3 separate regions of the Homo sapiens genome follow, and regions 2 and 3 are each linked to region 1. Evidence: chromatin loops called from intact Hi-C (ENCODE). Cell type or tissue: dorsolateral prefrontal cortex. All regions are shown on one strand. Each heading gives the region's core, and the rest is flanking DNA. Links, peaks and the distances in the headings are about the cores only.

The links. A loop is a pair of places that touch in the nucleus more often than their neighbours do. Peaks named below come from ENCODE experiments on the same cell type or tissue, not always from the same donor. Only the 100,000 strongest peaks of a DNase experiment are listed, where the experiment ranks them.
Region 2: it touches region 1 in a loop (5-fold over the local background); 19 of 110 quality-filtered maps call a loop at or near these places.
Region 3: it touches region 1 in a loop (2.8-fold over the local background); 15 of 110 quality-filtered maps call a loop at or near these places.

What each region holds. Positions count from the first base shown.
Region 1 is chr17:30,474,341-30,482,204 of GRCh38, forward strand. GOSR1 (golgi SNAP receptor complex member 1) reads left to right here and starts at 3,068. Exons shown (of 9, transcript NM_001007025.2): 1 at 3,068-3,124; 2 at 6,803-6,917. The coding sequence starts at 3,094. RefSeq lists enhancers at 2,812-2,961, 3,112-3,331. In dorsolateral prefrontal cortex, for the core only: CTCF peaks have their summits at 2,985 (motif pointing right) and 3,191; a DNase peak (open chromatin) is centred at 3,031; H3K4me3 peaks cover 2,167 bases; H3K27ac peaks cover 1,535 bases.
Region 2 is chr17:30,821,209-30,828,356 of GRCh38, forward strand. It overlaps CRLF3 (cytokine receptor like factor 3), which reads right to left and starts at 3,484. Exons shown (of 8, transcript NM_015986.4): 1 at 3,315-3,484. The coding sequence starts at 3,443. RefSeq lists a silencer at 3,396-3,775 and an enhancer at 3,483-3,777. In dorsolateral prefrontal cortex, for the core only: CTCF peaks have their summits at 3,487 and 3,687; DNase peaks (open chromatin) are centred at 3,016 and 3,543; H3K4me3 peaks cover 2,124 bases; H3K27ac peaks cover 1,909 bases.
Region 3 is chr17:30,101,312-30,108,459 of GRCh38, forward strand. It overlaps EFCAB5 (EF-hand calcium binding domain 5), which reads left to right. Exons shown (of 23, transcript NM_198529.4): 23 at 6,523-7,141. The coding sequence ends at 6,713. Among named protein-coding and RNA genes, the nearest start is that of NSRP1, 12 kb to the right of the region's middle. RefSeq lists silencers at 3,286-3,385, 3,733-3,834. In dorsolateral prefrontal cortex, for the core only: CTCF peaks have their summits at 3,374 (motif pointing right) and 3,575; a DNase peak (open chromatin) is centred at 3,400; H3K4me3 peaks cover 731 bases; H3K27ac peaks cover 821 bases.

The DNA.
Region 1 (7,864 bases), core at 2,045-4,544:
CACCTGTAATCCCAGTTACTTGAGAGGCTGAGGCAGGAGAATCCTTGAACTCAGGAGGTGGAGGTTGCAGTGAGCCGAGATCGTGCCACTGCACTCCAGCCTGGGCGACAGAGCAAGACTCTGTCTCAAAAAAAAAAAAAAAAAAAAAAGAATGATGATGAATGAATTCAAGAAAGTAGAAGACAAGATGAAGAATTTTAGCAGGTTTTTTTTTTTAAGACAGGGTCTTACTCTGTCACCCAGGCTGGAGTGCAGTGGTGTGGTGATGGCTCACTGCAGCCTTGACCTCCAGGGCTCAAGCAATCCTCCCACTTCAGCCTCTTGAGTAGCGGGACTATAGGGCGCATCACCACGCCTGGCTAATGTTTAAATTTTTTGTAGAGATGAGGTCCTACTATGTTGCCCAGGCTGGCCTCAAACTCCTGGACTCAAGCAATCCTACCACCTCAGCCTCCCAAAGTGCTGGGATTAGAGGCATGAACCACTACATCCAGCCCGATAATTAAAACATTTAAAAATTAAATCAACAATTTCACTTCTGGACAAAATGGATTAGCTGTATTTCTTTCTATTTTTCCCACTAAGCACAGCAAAAAAAAAAAAAATCATATATATATATTTTTAAAAAGACTCAAAAAGGTGGAAAGAAGAAGGCAGACCAGCTAAGGACCTCAGAATGTAAAGAACATGAAGGTGAGTTCCCTGGGTTTCCTTTTTGTTTCCTATGTCCTATACTGGGTGCTGGAGAAACTGGCAACCTAGAAATGCCAAAGGGTGCAGACAAGAAAAGTCCAAAGGAAAATGGAAAGCCTTCTCTCTCCAGACAAGGGATGAGGAAACAGGTATCCTAACAAGACAGAATACTTTTGGACAATAATTTCACCACTCTGGACAAATGCCACAGAAAAAACTGAGGCCCATCTTCACTCCTTGCCATCAAAGGCTGAGTGAGGAGGCTAGGCTTCCACACTCACCTGGCTCTAATGAAGCACTCCACCCATCCCCCACTTGGACTTCTCGTCCATTGCACAGCAGCAATGAGGCTCCCTGCCATGGTGGCAGTGGGGACCACATGCGGAGCAGTAACAAGGCACCCCCTCCCTGGGGAATCAGTGAAGGCCAAGGGAGAGCCTGAACTTCCACTGCCACCTGGAAGTAGCAAGCATTTCCCTATGTCCCCCAGCAGCATAGTGTCAGAGGAAGTCTGCTTAAACAGAAGACATAAATAAGATCAGAATCTCATAACAAATACCTGAAACATCAGGATACAATTTATAAAAATTGTCATTCCAATAGCCCAGAGAACTTCGACTTGAGTGAAAAAAAGACAACAGACCCCAACATCAAGATGACACAGATGTTGGAATTATCTGATGAGGACTTTAAAGCAGCTCTAATAAAAATACTTTAGTGAGCAATTACAAACAAACTTAGAACAAATGATAAAACGAGTCTCAGCAAAGAAACAGAAGATATAATGAGGAACTGAACAGAAGTTTTAGATACGAAAAATGCAATAATTGACATGAACTCAACGAATAGGCTCAACAGCAGAATGGAGGGAACAGAGGAAAGACATACTTTCTGTCAGCAAATCTGAAGACAGAATAGTAGATAGTACCAAATCCGAATGATGGAAAATAGACTGAAAAAAAATTAGCATAACTTCAGAGCTATGTGGGACATTAACACAAGATCTAGCATTCACGTCATCAGACTCCCAGAAAAAGAAGAGAAACAGTATGAGACAGAAAAAGTATTGGAAGAAACAATGGTTGAGAATCCCCCAAATTTGGCAGAAGACATAAATGTCAGAATCAAGAAGCTGAGGATATCCCAAACAGGATAAATCCAAAGAAATCTACACCAAGGCACATCATAACTTCTGAAAACTAAAGAACAGTTCTTGAAAGCAGTGAGAGAGAAAATGTATTTTAGCTACAGTGGAAAAACAATTCCAATTTTAGTCAATTTCTTATCTGAAACTATGGAGGCCAGAAGGAATTGGCACATTTTTCAAGTGCTGAAGAAAGAAATTGTCAACTTCAGATTGTATATCTGGCAACAATATCCGATCCCCCAAGAATGAAGGGAAATCAAGACATTCTCAGATGAAGAAAAACTAATAGAATTTGTCACCAGCTGATCTACTCTTTAAAAAAAAAATGGCTGAGGGAAATTCTTGAAACAGAAAGGAAACGATTAGAAAAAGGAATCTTGGGACACTAGGAACGAAGAAGAGTAAAATATGCATAAATCAAGTAAGCTTTCCTCTTCTCTTGAATTCTCTAACTTATGCCTGACCCTTGAAGCAAATATTGTAACACTGATGTGGTTCTCCTCAATGAATGCAGAGGAAATACTTAAAAACAACTATATTATAAATGAGTGGGGGAAAGAACTTTACAGGAATTAAGGTTTCTACACTTCACTAGAATTAAGTCAGCACCGGTAGACTGTGATAATTTATGTATCTATAAAGTGTGGGTTTGGACAGCAGATTTTATCAGGTTGAGGGCTCAGGCCGAGAGCATGTAGAAGCAGTTAGCTCACTCTTTCTAGATGTGGCGGCTGACAAGGACAAAGAGGGCTGGGACTAGAACTGCTGTAGACAAGGAAAGCAGCCAGTGGAGAAGAGCGCATACGCCAAAGAACGTGGATGATGGAGCACAGGCGGGGAGGTAGGATGAAGGAAATGGCTCTGGGAAGAAAGGGTCTCTATGTCTGAGAAAGGAAGAAATTGGCTGAAGATACAAATTAGAGACAAGGTGAGGGAAATTGAGGGAGTTGCCTGAGGATGATTCTCCTCCCAGTCAAGTAGGCACCTGCTGAGAGAAAGGATAAGCCGAGATGAGGGAGATGATGATGGTTTGGGGCGCAGAAAGCGGGAATGAAAGACAGGAGCTAAAGCCGAAGTTTTTTCTCTCTCGCTACTTAAAAGCTGTAAGATAACGAATTGATCAGCAGGTGGCAGTGTCCGCGGAGGCTCGCATCCCGTCGGCCCTGGCTCTCAAGGCGGAAACACGCACCATGGTGACTTTCCGGCCTGCATCGCCTCTGCTCCCCTATCCCGGCTGACGTTGGACGACAAAGATGGCGGCAGGGACCAGCAGTTACTGGGAAGGTGAGGGCGAGAAGGCCTCCGGGTGCGTCCTACGAGGGTGAGAGGGGCTGAGTGAGGACAGATCTTGGGAGAAGCAGCACAGGAAAGAACCAGACTCCCGGAGCGGCCGAGCTGAGCAGCGGGGCTTGCCTAAGTGGGATCCCCGGGGCCTTGGGGATACCGAACGGTCTGGGGTAGGGGTCTGGCCTGGCCGGGGCGTGTGAGCGGGACGTGGGGCAGGGGTTGGGCAGAGTGGACAGAGCGGGGATGTAGAGGAAGAGGGCTCTCAATCGCCTGGGTAGAATTGTGTTGAGGGAGTAATGGAACTCGGACGAAGGGGCTTGGGGTACGAACTCTGAGAGGAAACGAATGTTGAGGGAGAAGATCCAGAGCCCCGGAGACTGGAGGAGTCAGCGCATTGGAGCTGAGGTCACTATTGGAAAACTGAGTGGGAAAAGAGAAGGAGGAACTTGCATTCCGGTCCGTCGGAGGAAGTATGAAGAGAATAGGAGACAGAATGTCTCTTATTGGGTCTCCATGACAACTACAGGTTGGGGACTTCCAGGACTGGGTGTTTGAAGGAGGAGAAAATAACTTACCCTTCTGCTCTAGAGTCTAGAATCGGTTTTATTGAAAAAGTTGAGAGAACCTGTGTGAATTGCAGTTACATTTGCTATACTTCTCCCACCAAAAAAACCTTCCTGTGATTTGACAAATGCATTTGTTTAATTCCTGAAACTATAGTCGGATAAAGTGAGCTTACATAAAACTCATTCGTGGATTATGATGATCAACAAGAGCAGAGAAAGCTCACCTTTTTCTCCCAACTGTCTCTTTGCTTTACAGCCGCATAGAAACTACTTTCCAAATTCCTTTGACCTGTTTTTATTGCTATACACTGAAGCCTCTAGAAACCACAGTATTGTCACTATCAGCCCCTTGGTCTAAGAAACTCAATTCTAAATTTATCCAGATTTGCCTATCATACTTTCAAAATGCTTTTACTTATGTTTCCTACTAGAGAAGACAATTATTCCAATCACAGAAAAGCGTGCTTATAGTTTAAAACATGTATTACAATGCCCATTTGAAATGTGTGTACCAGCTAGAAAACTTTTTTTTTTTTTTTTTTGGAGACTCGCTATGTCGCCCAGGCTGGAGTGCGGTGGCGCTATCGATCTCGGCTCACTGCAGCCTCCGCCTCCTGCGTTCAAGCGATTCTCCTGTCTCAGCCTCCTTAGTAGCTGGGACTACAGATGCATGCCACCACGCCTGGCTAATTTTTGTATTTTTAGTAGAGACGGGGTTTCACCATGTTGGCCAGGATGTTCTTGATCTCCTGACCTCGTGATCCGCCCGCCTCTGCCTCCCAAAGTGCTGGGATTACAGGTGTGACCCACCGCGCCTGGCCGCTAGAAAACATTTTAAAATTATGTAGAAGAGGCTACTGATATCTTTATTACTAGTCATTAGCCTGTGGTTTTTTGAAGCAGCATGCTATAATATTACAGCGGCTCATTACTGACAACCTACTCTGTGCCAGCTGCTGTAAGCATATGATTACCAATACATAAGCAAACCCTGAAGGTAGGGGTTTAAAAAACAAGAAGCTGAAGTTCATAGGTTAAGTAGATTGTTGATAAATCATAGAGTCAGTAAGTGGCTGTGCCGAGATTCGAACTGGCATTTGGTCTCTGGGCAAATATGCTCCACTATGTTAACTACGCTTTCTATTTCTGGTTGAAAAGCATATTGAAATAATGTTTTGTATTCTTTTTGAAAGAGAGATTCTTATACCATTACCTCTGGTACTTCTGCCCTTTTATTTTAACCTTCACTTCACCATGAATGAGAATACTCGTATCTGTGTGTGGGTGTCCAGACTGTGGCTTCTGTCACGCAACCCTTAGATGCCAGACTGCTAAACCAATTTCTCTACTTGCCTGTTTGCTTCTGCTATTAAAACTTATGTACTTATTTCTATCATACTCATATTCGACCTTGTTAGTAGCACATTGTTTATTGTTAGTTTTAGCCCTCCAAATTACTTTCAGTAAGTTTTTTTCTTTTTTTTAGATGGAGTCTCGCACTGTCGCCCAGGCTGGAGTGCAGTGGCTCAATCTCCACTCACTGCAAACTCTGCCTTCCAGTGCCTTCCAGGTTCACGCCATTCTCCTGCCTCAGCCTCCTGAGTAGCTGGGACTACAGGCGCCCACCACCACGCCTGGCTAATTTTTTGTATTTTTAATAGAGACAGGGTTTCACCGTGTTAGCTAGGATGGTCTTGATCTCCTGACCTCATGATCCGCCTGCCTCGGCCTCCCAAAGTGCTGGGATTACAGGCGTGAGCCACTGCGCCTGGCCTCAGTAAGTTTTTTAAAGGCGGTTTTTGGCCAGGTGCGATGTCTCATGCCTGTAATTCTAGCACTTTTGGAGGCCCAGGCAGGAGGGTCACTGGAGTTTAGGAGTTCGAGAGCAGCCTGGGCAACATTGTGAGAAAAAACAGAAAAGAAAAAAAGAAAGAAAAAGGCAATTTTTGTGGTAACTTTTTTTCTTTATGTTCAATTGAGAAGTCATTTTGGTCCGGGCGTGGTGGCTCACACCTGTAATCCTAGCACTTTGGGAGGCCAAGGTGGGTGGATCACTTGAGGTCAGGAGTTAAAGACCACCCTGGCCAACATGGTGAAACCCCGTCTTTACTAAAAATACAAAAATTAGCCAGGCATGGTGGTGTGTGCCTGTAGTCCCAGCTACTTGGGAGGTAGTTGAGGCATGAGAGTTGCTTGAACCCAGGAGGTGGAGTATGCAGTGAGCCAAGGTCATGCCACTGCACTCCAGCCTGGGTGACAGAACGAGACTCCATCTCAAAAAAAAAAAGAAAAAAAAAGGTAAGTCATTTTGCTATTATGAAAAGAAGTTCATAAGCCTAATAAAGCTTTGGAACATAAAAAGCAAAATCCCTTTCAAAAGAATAATGGCTTCTTTCTTATAACATTAACTGGTAAGTTGATAATGCTGGTCATAAACCATATTTTTAGTTCCTTTGTGATTTGTATTATCTTCTTGTTTTTCTCTGAATTGCAGAATTTTAGTTATTGCTATACAAATAGTTTCAGGAAGGATAGAACAACATTTGTTTTCTAGCCATCTTTGGAGTAAAGCTGCGAAGTTGCATCTACCATTACTATTTCCCTTCTTGCCCCCTCTGAAGTTTATAAGTGACTAATCTGCTTTGCTGGGCAAGTCCTTGGTTTCCTTCTTTTAAGACTTTTATTTTCCTTTTTTTGAGACATAGTTTTGTTCTTGTTACCCAGGCTGGAGTACGATGGCGCAATCTTGGCTCACCGCAACCTCTGCCTCCTGCGTTCAAGCGATTCTCCTGCCTCAGCCTTCCGAGTAGCTGGGATTACAGGCGTGCGCCACCACACCTGGCTAATTTTCTATTTTTAGTAGAGATAGGGTTTCTCCATGTTGATCAGGCTGGTCTCAAACTCCCGACCTCAGGTGATCCGCCCACCTTGGCCTCCCAAAGTGGTGGGATTACAGGCGTGCACCACCGTGCCCAGCCAACACTTTTCTTTATGGGGGTAACAAGATCAGTATATGATCATTTTCATAGTTTGTTTTCTTTAGAATGGTGCTGTGATTTTTGTGTCTACTTTTTATGTCTAATTATTTGTTGTTATAATTTTGTTAAAGATCTCAGGAAACAGGCTCGACAGCTGGAAAATGAACTTGACCTGAAACTAGTTTCCTTCAGCAAACTATGTACAAGTTACAGTCATAGCAGTACCCGAGATGGAAGACGCGACAGGTATAGGTACTACCAGATTCTGTCTCCTATGCCTTAACTGTGTTTTTAAAGCATTAAAAAATAAACTAAAATATATAACTTCTGTAAGTTGGTCTATTGGTGAATTTTTGGTGTTTTGTTTTGCCATTCATTGTTTTATTTTTTAGTGACTTATTAAAATTCTTCTGAATTCTCGAGACTAGCATTTATTTGGAATCCTTAGGCAAAGATTGTTACAGTGTCAGAAGAAACCTGCTAGAACTTCAGAATAAGTTTGTATCAAAAATATAAGTGTCTAATTCAGCCAGTGTAGGGAAAAGGTGGCTGATTTGCCCGTGTGGCATGTATTTCTTGTGTTTTTCAATTGCTAAATGGACCTGTGGATCTACCCAGGTGCCAGGTATACATACTGCTTTTCTGGTGTTTATTGTATTAGAGGGTATCTAATGCACTGTGTATCCTTGTTATTAATTATCAAAGCTATCTTTAATTTTGGTACTTTTTTGGGAAACTAGTGTATTACCATATTAAATGTATGGAAAATACATTCTTATCTTTGAAGCTTATGCTCTCTGTAAGTCATCCACTTGTTTCAAGAAAATATTGGGAGTAGCCAGGCACAGTAGATGACGCGTGTAATCCCGGGACTTTAGGAGGTTGAGGCGGATGGATCACTTGAGCCCAGGAGTTCAAGACTAGCCTGGGCAACATGGTGAAACCCTGTCTCTAAAAAAAATAGAAATAAAAAAAAATTTTTTAATTAGGCAATATTTAAGACAGTTACAAAGAATAATATCATGAACCCCCATGACCCTATCTCCCATTTTTAAAAAATGATAATTACTCATTCCACTGAAGCCCCTTATGGCACCCCACTTTCTCCCACCCCATAATCCACATATATTCTTACTGCATGTTTATATTCCTGAGCAATTCATAGTATTCTATTATGTTATATAGTATATATA
Region 2 (7,148 bases), core at 2,171-4,670, 350 kb after region 1:
ACGTGCCTGTAGTCCCAGCTACTCGGCACACTGAGATGGGAGGATCACTTGAGCCTGAGAGGCAGAGCTTGCAGTGAGCTGAGATTGTGCCACTGCACTCCAGCCTGGGTGACAGAGTGAGGTCCTTTCTCAAAAAAAAAAAAAAAGAAAAAAGGAAAAAAAGTATGCCAAGAGTTTCTGAAAAGGTTAAACAAAAAGTTACCATGTGATCCACCAATTCCTAGCTATATTCTAAAACAACTGAAAACATGTCCACACAAAAAGTTGTCTACAAATTCTTTACAGAAGCATTATTCATAATAGTCAAAAGTGGAAATAATCCAAATGTCCATTAATTGATGAATGGATAAATAAAATGTGGTATATCCACATAACAATTATTCAGCCATAAAAAGGTTTGAAGTACTGTTACATGCTACCACATCAATGAACCTTGAAACATTATTCTAAGTCAAAGAAGTCAGTCACAAGGGGCTACATACTGTATGAGTTCATTTATATGAAATGACCAGAATAGGCAAATCCATAGAGACAAAGTAGTTTTGTGGTTGCCAGGGGGTATGGGAGTGACAGCTAAGGAGTTCTTTTGGGGGTGATGAATATATACTTGAATTAGACACTGGTGATGGTTGGACAACTCTATGAATATACTAAAAACCACTGAATTGTAAACTTTAAGGCATGACTTTTACGGTGTGTGAATTATATCTCAATAAAAAAAGTCACATGCCAGGCAGCACAGTGGCTCACACCTGTAATTCCATCACCGGAAGGCAGAGGTGGGAGGATCTTTTGAGCCCAGGAGTTGGAGACCAGCCTGGGAAACGTAACAAAACCCTGTCCGCACCCCCGCCAAAAAAAAAAAAAAAAAAAGAAAAGAAATCATCTGCCAAAAAGATATAAAATCAGCAAGTAAAAAATACAGACGACAGGTGGCATCCCTTCCTCTCTGCTCTTCTCATGCTTCTCCCATGCAAAATCCTTGACTAAAGTGCCATATATTTTACAGTTATTCTGAAAATGACTGGAACCCTAAAAATATCCAAACCACCAAACAAAAGCAGCTGCTTACTTTGATAATATTTTTGTACCATAGACCTTCCTTAAAATGCAAGTTGACAGAGGACTTATGCCACAAACCCAAACATGCACAATCCACTAGAGTTAGCTTCGAGAGATGCTGTTGTAACTGCCACTGGCACAAAACACATTCCCAAAAGAGACTCACACTCACAAAAGAGAACTACATTATTACTCAGTCTAGTCAGAAGGCAATGTCATCAGGAACCTAATTGTGATCGATGTTCATTTAGTGTTTTCTGTCTGAAGCCCAAGACAATGGGCCTCAAAAACAAAACAAAACAAAGCTCATAATAAACTAAACCACAGAAAAGCATGTCCTGTATTTAAATTGTTGGATATAAAATTGAAAAAATACAGGTTTGAAAATTGAATACTGAACCATCTAGGGTGTAATCACGATTTTTTTTAATGCATCCAATATCAAGAGAAATTAATTACTCCCAGGTGCTAAACTCACTCATTTAGTGTCAACTCTGATTCTTAATTGCTAATACAAAAACAATAATCATGGTCATATAGAATACATCTTAACTGACTGAAATGTTAGATGGTATTTTAATATCTTTCTTTTCATACAATGTCTTACATCTAGAGTCCCTATTTCAAAATAGCAGAAGGAATAATGCAGATATTTTCAAAGAGAAATAGAGATGAGTGCATTGAAAGGCCTTGAAAAGTATTCACCAAATCAGCATAATCATATCTAGATTCTGCTTCCGGTTTCGCCACTAAAATGCAAATGATGTCTGGCCTACACTGGCTTTACAAATATTTTTAAATATATAAAACCCGGCCGGGCGCGGTGGCTCACGTCTGTATCCCAGCACTTTGGGAGGCTGAGGCAGGTGGATCACGAGGTCAGGAGTTCAAGATCATCCTGGCCAACCTGGTGAAACCTCCTCTCTACTAAAAATACAAAAATTAGCCGGGTGTGGTGGCGCAGACTTGTAATCCCAGCTACTCAGGAGGCTGAGGCAGGAGAATCGCTTGAACCCGGGAGGCGGAGGTTGTTGCAGTGAGCCGAGATAGTGCCACTGCACTCCACCCTGAGCGACACAGCCAGACTCCGTCTCAAAAAAAACAGATTATATATATACATACTTATATATGTTTGTATATGTTTTATATATATATATAAAACCCAAAACATGTTGAGTCGTTAATGATGAGAATATCCAAAGACACTGTTAGCACAGCACTTTTCTACCATTTTCAGGTTATATGCAGCAAGGAAGTGCTAAGACGACCAACTAGATTAATATCAAGTATGACCCAGAGAAATTCAGATGGAATCCCACTCACTCAAAAAGCACTTATTAAGCAGTTGCGTTAATAGTACTCTGAAGATTATCCGTCCTATCGCCAATTGGCAGCGGGTTATATCTTTTTCTATATATATTCGAGGGTATAGAGAAACCATATGGCTTTCCTGTATCTTTGATAACTCTTGCCCTGTGAAACAGATAACTGCACCACTTGAAATTATATTTAGCTTTTCCTTTCAGCACTCCTCTCTTAAAATCTATTTTTCCATTTCTCTATACCTTTGTATTCCCTCTCTCAAGGAAAAGGAAATCATTTTCCTTCTGCTCTTCCAACATAGCTTCACCTTCACCTTAAATTTTAAACCTTCTAGAACAGGATTACTCTAAATGATTTTTTAAAAAGCATTCAAGATCGTATGACATATTATTCAGGCATTAACCGCATTTATTGTCAAATGCTACTGCTTCTCAATCCCTACCTCTCCCTCACTCTCGCCCCTTAGTCCTCCCCTTCCAATATCCATTTTGTCTCCACTTTCAGCTCTCCCAGGTCACTGTCCCACCTCTTCCTCAGGCTCTCTAAAATCAATGCCTCCCCGCCTACCCACCGCAGGTTTTTTACCAGTCTCCTCCTCCCCCGACTCATCACTACCCGCATGACCCCCTCGGATTCTGCTCTGGTCCCTCACTCTCCCAAACTTCGGAGGCCACCGCTACTCCCATCGCTGCCCCACAGTTTAGTGAACGCTCCTCACACCCTCCCTCCACCCCCAAAACTTCCCCTTACGACCTCCCCAACTCCCACCTTCCCCGTTCCCAGACTCCATTAGGTCTCCTTTCAAATGAATGCCTCTTCCCTACTCCAGAGTTTTCGGACAGTCCCACCCCTCAAAGCCCTCCCAGCCTTCGCCCGGCATCCGCGCCACCCCCGGGCCCACAGCGCCCCTGTGGGTGTGGCCCTCCGACCTGCCTCCGCGCCTCACGCAGCCCCTCAAGCCGGTGACCCAGCTCCCGCCGGTAGCTCTGCGCTGCCTCCACGTTCTCGCGGGCCTCCTGCAACAGCAGCTCAGGCTCCAGCTCCATCGCCCCCCTCATCTGGCCGCGCGGCCGGCGAAACCTAGCGCGGGTTCCCGACTGCACCGGGCGCCTCCAAGCGGCCCGGCGCGGCCTCGCGCAGGCGGAAGCACCGCCCAGCCCCGCCGCCCCATGCCCCACGACGACCTTGATTGACGGGCGCACGGCGGCGCCTCGCGCGGGTGGCGTCCGGGTCCCAGCGCCGCCCGCCCCGCGGCTCACCCCGCCTCTTCCGTGCTGCGGCACAGCGCCGCTGGTTGGGCCTCCTTGGGAAACGTGCTGAGGCCTGGCAAGGTTGATAACCCGCACCTTGCCAAGTGCTTCTCACAGCTCATCGCATTCTTGCCTGACCTTCAGCCCTACCTGTATCTCCATTGCTCAGATGAGGAAATTGAGGGATAAAGGGGGGAATCGGCCGGGCGCGGTGGCTCACGCCTGCAGTCCCAGCACTTTGGGAGGCCGAGGCGGGCGGATCCCTTGAGCTCTGGAGTTCGAGACCCAGCCTGGGCAACACGGCGAAACCCTCTCTCACCAAAAATACTACTACTATTACTATTACTACTACTACTACTGCTACTACTAGCAACACGTAGTGGAGCACGCCTGTGGTCCCAGTGGATCGCTTGAGCCCGGGGGCCGAGGCTGCAGTGAGCTGTAATGGAGCCACTGCACTCCAGCCTGGGCGACAGAGCGAGACCCTGTCTCTAAATAAAAAATACTTTTTTTTAAATTAAAAATTTTAAAAAATAGCGAATCGACTTTTCCAAGCCGCAGAATTTGAGCCCAGATCTGATGACAAAAGCCCTGGTCCTTAAGAGCAGAGCAGGCCTTAGGGGAATTTACTAAGACCCAGGTGTCAGCGGGGAGCAGTGGCTCACGCCTGTAATCCCAGCACTTTGGGAGGCCGAGACGGGTGGATCACTGAGGTCAGAAGTTCAAGAGCAGCCATGGCCAACCTGGTGAAACCTCATCTCTACTAAAAATACAAAAATTAGCCGGGTGTGGTGGTGGGCGCCTGTAATCCCAGCTACTCGAGGGCTGAGGCAGGATAATTGCTTGAACCGGGAGGCAGAGGTTGCAGTGAGCCAAGATTGTGCCACTGCACTCCAACCTGGGCAACAAAGCGAGACTCGGTCTCAAAAAACAACAACAAAACCCAGGTGTCACCACCCAGAAGCTCGTGGACGAATGGGGGATCCAAGAGAGAGGCCCAAGAGATGACCAGCAGGACAGCAATTCTGGCACAAGTCCAAGAAGGGTGTTGGCAAGTGTTATCTGTAAGGACCGTAGTGAATAAGCTGGGCTTGGGCTTGCCAGACCGGAAGGTATCTGTCACAATAGGTGTGACTGTATGTAATAAAACCTTATGGGCAGGGCATGGTGGCTCACACCAGTAATCTTGGGAAGCTAAGGCAGGAGGATTGCTTGAGCCCAGGAGTTTGAGACCAGCCTTTGCAACATGAGGAGACCTCCTCTCTACAAAAAGATTTAAAAAAAAAATTAGCCGCGGGTGGTGGCGCCCTCCTGTGGTCCCAGCAATTCAGGAGGCTGAGGTGGGAGGATTCCTTGAGCCTAGGAGTTAGAGACCAACCTGGGTAACATAGCAAGACCCTATGTCTATAAAAATAAAAATAAATAAATAAATAAGTAAAATTACAAGGAAAACTTCCATAAAACCAGGACATGAATCTTGGTCTCATTCAACTTTGTTTTCTTAGTCTGATGGAAGGCAAGAAGTGTGTATCTAACATATCTACACTATACCCAAAAACAAAACAAATAAGAAAATTGAAGGAAATATTCTAAAACTGCTTACCCCTAGACTTGACATTTTTAGATGCATTGTTTTTAAATTTAGAGCATGAATTCCTAAAGAGTAAATGTTCTCGAGGAAACTGGTTTAGAAGTAGATGTCAGCTAGCCATCAGACAGAGTTTTACAGAGATATCTCCATGGCATCACATTGGTCCAGAACTGACTTTTCAAGTGTACCCAGAGGATTCCAGGGAACAGACTCTTGCTAATAAGACTCACAAGAAACAAACTAAGCAGCTTGCCAATTTATTTATTTACAACAGGAATATAATTGTTGAAAAAAATCACAATAGCTGGAAAATCAAGTTATAACCAGAGAGTTGGATTCAGATCAGAATACGTTGGTCATCTGGTCAGCAAAGGCTTTTTCCCTCTCCTGTCTCCAACCTCTTCTCAGAAAGCTCCTAACTGGGCTGGGTGTGGTGGCTCATGCTTGTAATCCCAGCACTTTGGGAGGCCTAGGTGGGTGGATCACGAGGTCAGGAGTTCAAGAACAACCTGACTAACAGGGTGAAACCTCATCTCTACTAAAAACACAAAAAATTAGCCGGGCTTGGTGGTGGCGCGCACCTGTAATCCCAGCTACTCAGGAGGCTGAGGCAGGAGAATTGCTTGAACCCAGGAGGCAGAGGTTGCAGTGAGCTGAGATAGTGCCACTGCACTCCAGTCTGAGCGACACAGCAAGACTACGTCTCAAAAAAAAAAAAAAAAAAAAAAAAAAAAAGAACGCTCCTAACTGTACTGGACACATAGTTGACAATTTTTTGCTCTCTGACTCCACCTTTCATTCCAGCTTTTTTTTTTTGAGACAGGGGCTTGCCTGTCACCTGTCACACAGGCTGGAGTGCAGTGACACAATCAGGGCTCACTGCACCCTTGATCTCCTGGGCTCAAACGATTCTCCCACCTCAGTCTGCCTAGTAGGTAGGATTATAGACACCTGCCAGTAGACCCAGACACTTCTTTAATTTTTTTGTTTGTTTGAGACAGAGTCTCCCTCTGTCGCCCAGGCTGGAGTGTAGTGGCACCATCTCGGCTCACTGCAACCTCCACCTCCTGGATTCAAGCAATTCTCCTGCCACAGCCTCCAGAGTAGCTGGGATTACAGGCGCCCACTACCACACCCAGCTAATTTTTGTGTTTTCTTTTTTTGTTTTTGTTTTTTTGAGATGGAGTCCTGCACTGTCACCCAGCCTGGAGTACAGTGACATGATCTCGGCTCGTTGCAACCTCCGCCTCCCTGGTTCAAGCGATTCTCCTGCCCCATTCTCCTGAGTAGCTGGGATCACAGGCACTGGCCACCACGCTCAGCTAATTTTTTGTATTTTTAGTAGAGACGGGGTTTCACTATGTTGGTCAGGCTGGCCTTGAACTCCTGACCTTGTGATCCGCCGGCCTCAGCCTCCCAAAGTGCTGGAATTATGGGCGTGAGCCACCACACCTGGCTCTAATTTTTGTATTTTATTAGACATGGGATTTCACCAAGTTGGCCAGGCTGGTCTTGAACTCCTAACCTCAAGCAATCCATCCACTTTGGCCTCCAAGTGTTGGGATTACAGGTGTGAGCCACTGCACCTAGTCTTAATTTTTTTTTTTTTTTTTTTTTTGAGATGGAGTCTTGCTCTGCTAACCAGGCTGGAGTACAGTGGCACGATCTCGGCTCACTGCAACCTCCGCCTCCCGGGTTCAAGCAATTCTCCTGCCTCAGCCTCCCAAGTAGCAAGGACTACAGCTGTGAGCCACCACTCCCGTTAATTTTTGTAGTTTTAGTAGCGACTGGGTTTCCCCATGTTGGCCAGGCTGATCTTGAACTCCTGACTCCAGATGATCCACCTGCCTCAGTCTCCCAAAGTGCTGGGATTATAGTTGTGAGCCACTGCTCCCGGCCTCAGCCTTACATTTTTTTTTTTT
Region 3 (7,148 bases), core at 2,171-4,670, 370 kb before region 1:
AAGTGGTCATATTATATATATTTGAGAGGCAGAGCCAAAATATATCTTGACAGTTTGAGTGTGGAATGAGAAAGAAACAGAGGAGCCAAGGTTGACTCCATGGTTTGGAAGGATGGAGTTACCATCAGCTGAGATGGAGAACACGTAGGTGGAGCAGGCTTTGGTCGGGGGAGATGAAGTGTTCAGATTTTGACATGCTGAGTTTGAGATATCTATTAGATATGGAAGTAGAGATGTGACTATGTAGATGGTTAAATAAATCTGGAGTTTTCGAGAAAGGTCTAAGCTGGAGATATAAAATCGAGATTGGTTGGTGAATAGATGATTGGCAAAGAGAGGAAAGTCTCCTAGGTGGGAAGACTGAGTAGAGACGATTCTGAATGTTTTGCCACAAAGGGGAGCAAAGAATGGTGTGGTAACCGGAGGAGGAAATGGGGTCAAGGTTTTGTTTTGTTTCTCAGATGGGAGAGATAACAGCAGGTTTCATTCTGATGGGAAATCCTGTAGAAAGCAAGAAGTTGACAATGTTGAAGACAGAGAATTCCTGAAACAATGTCCTCAAGCACGTCAGAGAGGATGGGCTGTTGTTAGAGTAACCATACGTTCTATGTTTACCTTGGAACAGCCCAAGTTTTTGCTTGTTGTTCTGGTGACTTGTCCAGTTAGCATCCTCTTTCTCTCTCAAGTGTACCAATTTGAACAATGAATTATTTGACTACCCTGGATCTACCACACCAAGGGAGGAATTGGCTTAAGACAGCAAGAGGACAGAGAACATGGGTGCAGATGAGAGTGAGTGGGTAGGTGTGCTGGTAGAAGTCTACGGAAGGAGAATATGGGTGCAGATGAGAGTGAGTGGGTAGGTGTGCTGGTGGGAGTCTATGGAAGTTGCCTTCTGATTGTGTCAATCTTACAGAGAAGCTGAAAGCAGAGTCATCAGCCAGAGTGAAGATGGGAGAAGAAGTTGTTGGGACTTTGAGGCAATGGGAGTAGGAATTAAATATTGGTGTTTCTTTTCTCCTGATCTTTCTATCATTGGTTTTATGTCTTCTTTTATTAATTAATTAATTAATTATAGAGGCAGGGTCTGTCTCTGTCACCCAGGCTGGAGTGCAGTGGTGTGATCATGGCTCACTGTAACCTCGAACTCCTGGGCTTAGGTGATTCTCCTGCCTCAGCCTCCTGAGTAGCTGGGATTACAGGCATGAGCCACCATACCCGGCCCTTATGTCTTCTTTTTCTTTTTCTTTTCTTCTTTCTTTTCCTTTACATTAGTCTTAGTAGGAATTTCAGACGTAGCAAAATTGAATGCATGTTAATCATCTAGAAAAGCATTATCCATTCAATTTCTTTCATATTTTAACTTGGTGGTCTCCAAAGTTAAGTGGAAGCACCCCAGAAGATTTTTTAAAAAACTGTCTCTGGGGCGCAAGAAAAATATCAAAGATGATTCTGTTGAGACATTGAAAGACAGAAAGAAAGAAAGAAAAATACCAAAGGACTAAGGACTTTTCTTTTTTTCTTTGTTTCTTTTTTTGGAGACAAGGTCTCACTCTGTCACCCAGGCCGAAGTACAGTGGCACAATCTTGGCTTACTGCAACCTCTCCCTCTCAGGCTCAGGTGATTCTCCCTCCTCCCACCTGAGCCTCCCTAGTAGCTGACACTAGAGGCCCACACCACCATGCCCAGCTAATTTTTGTATTTTTTGTAGAGACAGACCATGTTGCCCAGGCTGGTTTTGAACTCCAGGACTCAAGCAATCCACCTGCCTTGTCCTCCCAAGTGTTGAGATTACATGCGTGAGCCACTGCATCCGGCCAAAGGACTTTTCTTTATAATGGTTTTAACTCATTGTTAATTTCTATTTTTTGTTTAAAATGTTTTAAAATAAATAATTTATAAATATATATATTATAAATATATATATATATGGGCACATGCTCAATGTTTGTTACTGATAGAGGTACATGAGCAAAAGAGTTTGGAGGCCACTACATTAAACTATGAATTTTGTAAATATAATTTGCATTGATTTCAATTTACACATGACTTGATTTATAGCTACATCATTTAAAAAGCCACTACATGTGATATTGTATAGAAATTATGTGATATTGTACAGAAATTATGCTTGTGACACTGTACAGAAATATGCTTGCCATGGGAATGAAACTGATATACGTGCAAGAACTCAGCATTCATCCTAGAACAAACTTCCCCCTCAAACTTCGATTACTAGAGAAAAATGTGTTTTTAACTCCCCGTGTAACATTGATATTTTTCCTGATAAATCTGGGAGGCAGTACACTACAGTGCCTTTGGGACCATATTAAATTAACAATGACATATTAAATTCCTGATTGCCATGGCAAATGTAAATTCTCCTGCCTACAAAAAGATTGATTGAAATTTGCATATATGACCGGGCGCAGTGGCTCACACCTGTAATCCCAGCACTTTGGGAGGCCAAGGCACGTGGATCACCTGAGGTCAGGAGTTCAAGACCAGCCTGGCCAACGTGGTGAAACCCCATCTCTACTAATAATACAGAAGAATTAGCCAGGCGTGCATGCCTGTAGTCCCAACTACTCAGGAGGCTGAGGCAGGAGAATGGCTTGAACCCATGAGGTGGAGGTTGCAGTGAGCCAAGATCACGCCATTGCACTCCAGGCTGGACAACAAGAGCAAAACTCCATCTAAAAAAGAAAAGAAAAGAAATTTGCATACACATACCCTTCTATTGCTGCAAGGACCTTCAGTTTATTGTGTGTGGCTGTCATGTTAAGGAGTGACTTGGGGTATGTGAAGCAATAGAAATGAGAACTAAAACTAAGAGAACTAATGAAGGAGAGGAACATCAACAAATGTGGCTGATCTTGGATTGTTAGTTGAAAGGAGCAGTTACATTTTAGCTTTTGTACTTGAAGCTTAAGTACTTCTTTCTTTTTGCTTTGCCCATCTATACTAATTATCCATCATCCCCAAAAGATTTAACTTTATTAATCCAGTGTTAAAAGCAGGGATCCATAAATGGAGTTTTAATTCAGAAATATCCTACTATAGCCCAGTGTTTCCAGCATAATGAATTCACTATGTAATTAAAAGTTTGATTAAACTAGAACCTACAAAAATATCATGTTTCTGAACTAATGTCCATAGATAGACTCAAAGGTCACCCAGTACTCTCTATAGCTTAGATATATTCAAATAATTTACTATACACTTTTCCAAAGCAAAGCAAAAAAAAAAAGCGTTATTTCTATGGTTATAAAAGAAGCGTTTATCTGCTTGAAAAAATTGCAAAGTCTGTGTGAGTGGGGTCTGTCGTGGGTCAAGCTGCAAAGATCCGGCCTGCATCTACCACAAGAGGGCAGTAGCACTCAACCGTTAATAGGGAACCCAGCAGAGCGCTGGAGGCTCATTAGAGGAATCGTTAGAGCCGGTCGTTAACGCATCAACCTCTGGAAAGGACAGGGAAACAGGAACCACCGTCCAGACACTTTCGGAGCTTCTGTCTCGGTAACAATAACACAGGAAATAAGCAACAGGGTCTTGTGAAAGACAGCGACCTCGCTCACCATCCCCGTGTCGTTGAATCACCATGGAGATGGCGACTAGCTTAATAATGGCTTGCAGATGGGCGTCTGCTCACGTGGATGTTCAGATAAGAACACTGTGGCAGGGGTCAAAGGAACAGAGCTCTTCATGGGCATTAGGGAAGGGCGGAAGAAAAGCTGAGGGGAGCAGCAGAGCTGTTTTGTCTCCGAAAATAAGGACTTTTAGGAGTGTCCTAGGGTGAATTTTATTTAGCTTCATAGCATTGAAACATTATCTTTGGAAACCTGTATCATTTACCTTGCAGGGTTTCCAGGAAACTAATTAACAGAAAGAGAGATGAATTGGCCGAGCGCGGTTGCTCACGCCTGTAATCCCAGCACCTTGGGAGGCCGGATCATCTGAGGTCACGAGTTCGAGACCAGCCTGGCCAACATGATGAAACCCCGTCTCTACCAAAAATATAAAAATTAGCCAGGCCTGGTGATGGGCGTCTGTAATCCCAGCTACTTGGGAGGCTGAGGCAGGAAAATCGCTTGAACCCAGGAGACGGAGGTTGCAGTGAGCCCACAAGGTGCCACTGCACTCCAGCCTGGGCGACAGAGTGAGACTCCATCTCAAAAAACGAAACAAACAAACAAAACAAAACAAAAAACAGAAAGAGAGATGAATTATAACAAATGCACCTTCAATATTTTAAGTATGTATGTCGATTGGTCTAGTATTGCTCATAAAATGAGATGAATCAGGTATTTTGAATGTGATCTCATGACCAGCATCTGTTTTGTTTTTATTCATAATTCTCTCTAATGTTACTGAGCTATAATCTGGAAAGAATTTTAGTATTTGAGAAACCTAATTCATTATTCCTTAATTTAATGTTTCAATTTAACATTTATTGAACACTTATAATTGAATGAGAAAAGACAATGCCAGGGTGGTGTGTGTGTGTGCGTGTGTGTTAAAACAGAGAATTTTAGAAAATTAATTGGATCCACGCTTTAAAGTCAGCTTCAAATAAAAATTGAGACTTGTGAATGTTTTCCACATTTTACGTGCCATTCCTATCCCATATTATACCTTTTGTTGTATAGTTCCTTCCAAACCATAGGACAGCTAAACCTAATTCAGAGAATCTTGTTCCTTTGTGTTGATAAAAGACAAGAAAATAAAATATGTTCTGCTTAGCAATTCTAATAGATCATTGTCATTACTGTTAATAAGCTATTGGATAGAAGACTTGATATTTAAAAGCTTTTACTCAATTAAAAAAAAAGCCAGGTGCAGTGGCTCATGGCTGTAATCCCAGCACTTTAGGAGGCCGAGGTGGGAGGATTGCTTGAGGCCAGAAGTTCAAGACTAGCCTGGGCAACATAAGACCCTGTCTCTATTATTAAAGATAATGAATAAATTATTTATTTATAATTATAAATAAATAAATAATAAAGCTTGAACTCAATTATAACCAAATGGTTTACTCAAATCAGCAAACATGTATTGGGTTAGGCACTGAGTTAGTTACTAGGAATAACAGAAATGAATAAAATAGACTTGTGGATGAGAGGCATCTGAAAGAAAGGGGGTAATTATTATTATTATTATTTTTTGAAATGGAGTCTCACTCTGCCACCCAGGCTGGAGTGCAGTGGCACAATCTCAGTTCACTGCAACCTCCACCTCCCAGGTCCAAGCGATTCTCCTGCCTCAGCTTCCCAAGTAGCTGGGATCACAGGTGCCCACCACCACGCCTGGCTAATTTTTGTATTTTTAGTAGAGATGGGGTTTCACCATGTTGGCCAGGCTGATCTCAAACTCCTGACCTCAAGTGATCCACTTGCCTCTGCCTCCCAATGTGCTGGGATTACAGGTGTGAGTCACTGTGCCCAGCCGGTAGTTAATATTTTTGAGCAACTACTCTGTGACAGATCTTCACATATATTTTCTCAGCCTCTGGTCCCAGCTACTTGGGAGGCTGAAGTGGGAGGATCACCTGAGCATGGGAGATTGAGGCTGCAGTGAGCCATGATCGTGCCACTGCACTCCAGCCTGGGCAACAGGGCAAGACCCTGTCTCAAAAGAAAAAAACAATTCTTACAATTTTGTTTTATGGAAGAAGAAACTGAGGCTCAGAGCAGTTAAGTGACAAAACTCATTGGTGTAGAGCCAAGATCTGTTCAACTCTATATAGTCTTTCCATTGGACAGAACCCTCATCTGTTCAACTCTATATAGTCTTTCCATTGGACCATTCTGTTTGAATATTAGTCATTGACTCCTGGGAAAAAGCAACTTTTATGAATGACAGTTTAACAGTTTTCAATTTAAAAAACTTAAAACATATAATGGTGTGCAGTTACTATATAGCTTTAAATAATTTTTAATTAGGAAATATTTCAAACATGCAAGTATAGAGAATAATACCTGCATAGTCATTATGAAGCTATATTCTATATCCAACCTTAACACTATATTTGAGTTAGACTTTTTAAAGAAAACATTATAGGAACAGTTGAGGATTTCTATCTTTCCTCGATCCCACTGTCTTCTCGTCTTTCCCTAGAGATAATACTATCATGAATTTGGTATTGGTTTCATGCATGATTTCTTATTTTTACTATATGCTAATGAATCCATAAATAATATAATACTATCTTGCAGGTTTTAAAGCCGTTTAATTGTGCCCAAAAGTACACATTATTCTATAACTTACTTTTTGTATTGAATATTTTGAGATTTATTCATGAATACAAATAACTCTAATTCTTTGTTAACTGCTGTTAAGTATTCCATTGTATGACTATACCAAAATTTATCCATATTCCTGTAATTACATATTTACACAAGATTCTGCTTGGTTTTGACTCAAAACATATCTAATGAACTTTAATCATAATATTAGAACTTATAATTTTAATAGTAAAGTGCAAAACTCTCCACTCTTACTTTTCTTTTTTTTTCCTGATGCAGATCATTCCCGAACTGAAGTATGGAAATTTGGTAATGTTGTCATTGAACATCTATACCACTGGATACACATCTGTTCAGCTCTCATGAAGATAACCAAACAACTAAATAGTGGTATTACACCTCCGTTGCCCTCCAAGACTGACAATTATATGTATGCAAAAATGCCAGGGGAAGGTTTGCAAGAGAAGTGATAATGGATGATAATGGAATTGATACTGTATTTAGGATCCTTTGTTTGTTATCAGTTTTGTTTGTTAACTATAAAATATTTTCCATTGGAAAGGGGTACCTATAAATGTCTTCTGCTGCTAATATTTATCTCAGCACTTTCTAAACCCAAAAGTGCTACCTAAGAAGAAATTTAGCCAAAAAATACCCAGCTAAGGTAGCCATAGCCAAGTGTATTTAAGTATGTTATAGAATATATTTGAAAGCTTCCTTTCAGTTTGAGCTTTGTATCTGCTGTGGAACTGTTATGGTTGATTGGGTAGTTATTTTTCATTCTTATAAGGTTCAAAGTAACAGCTGAGGATTTAGAAAACAAGAATACCAAATAGAATACGAAATAATAAAGATAAACCAAAAGAATACCAAATAATAAAGATTTTTAAGAAATGGACTGAGAA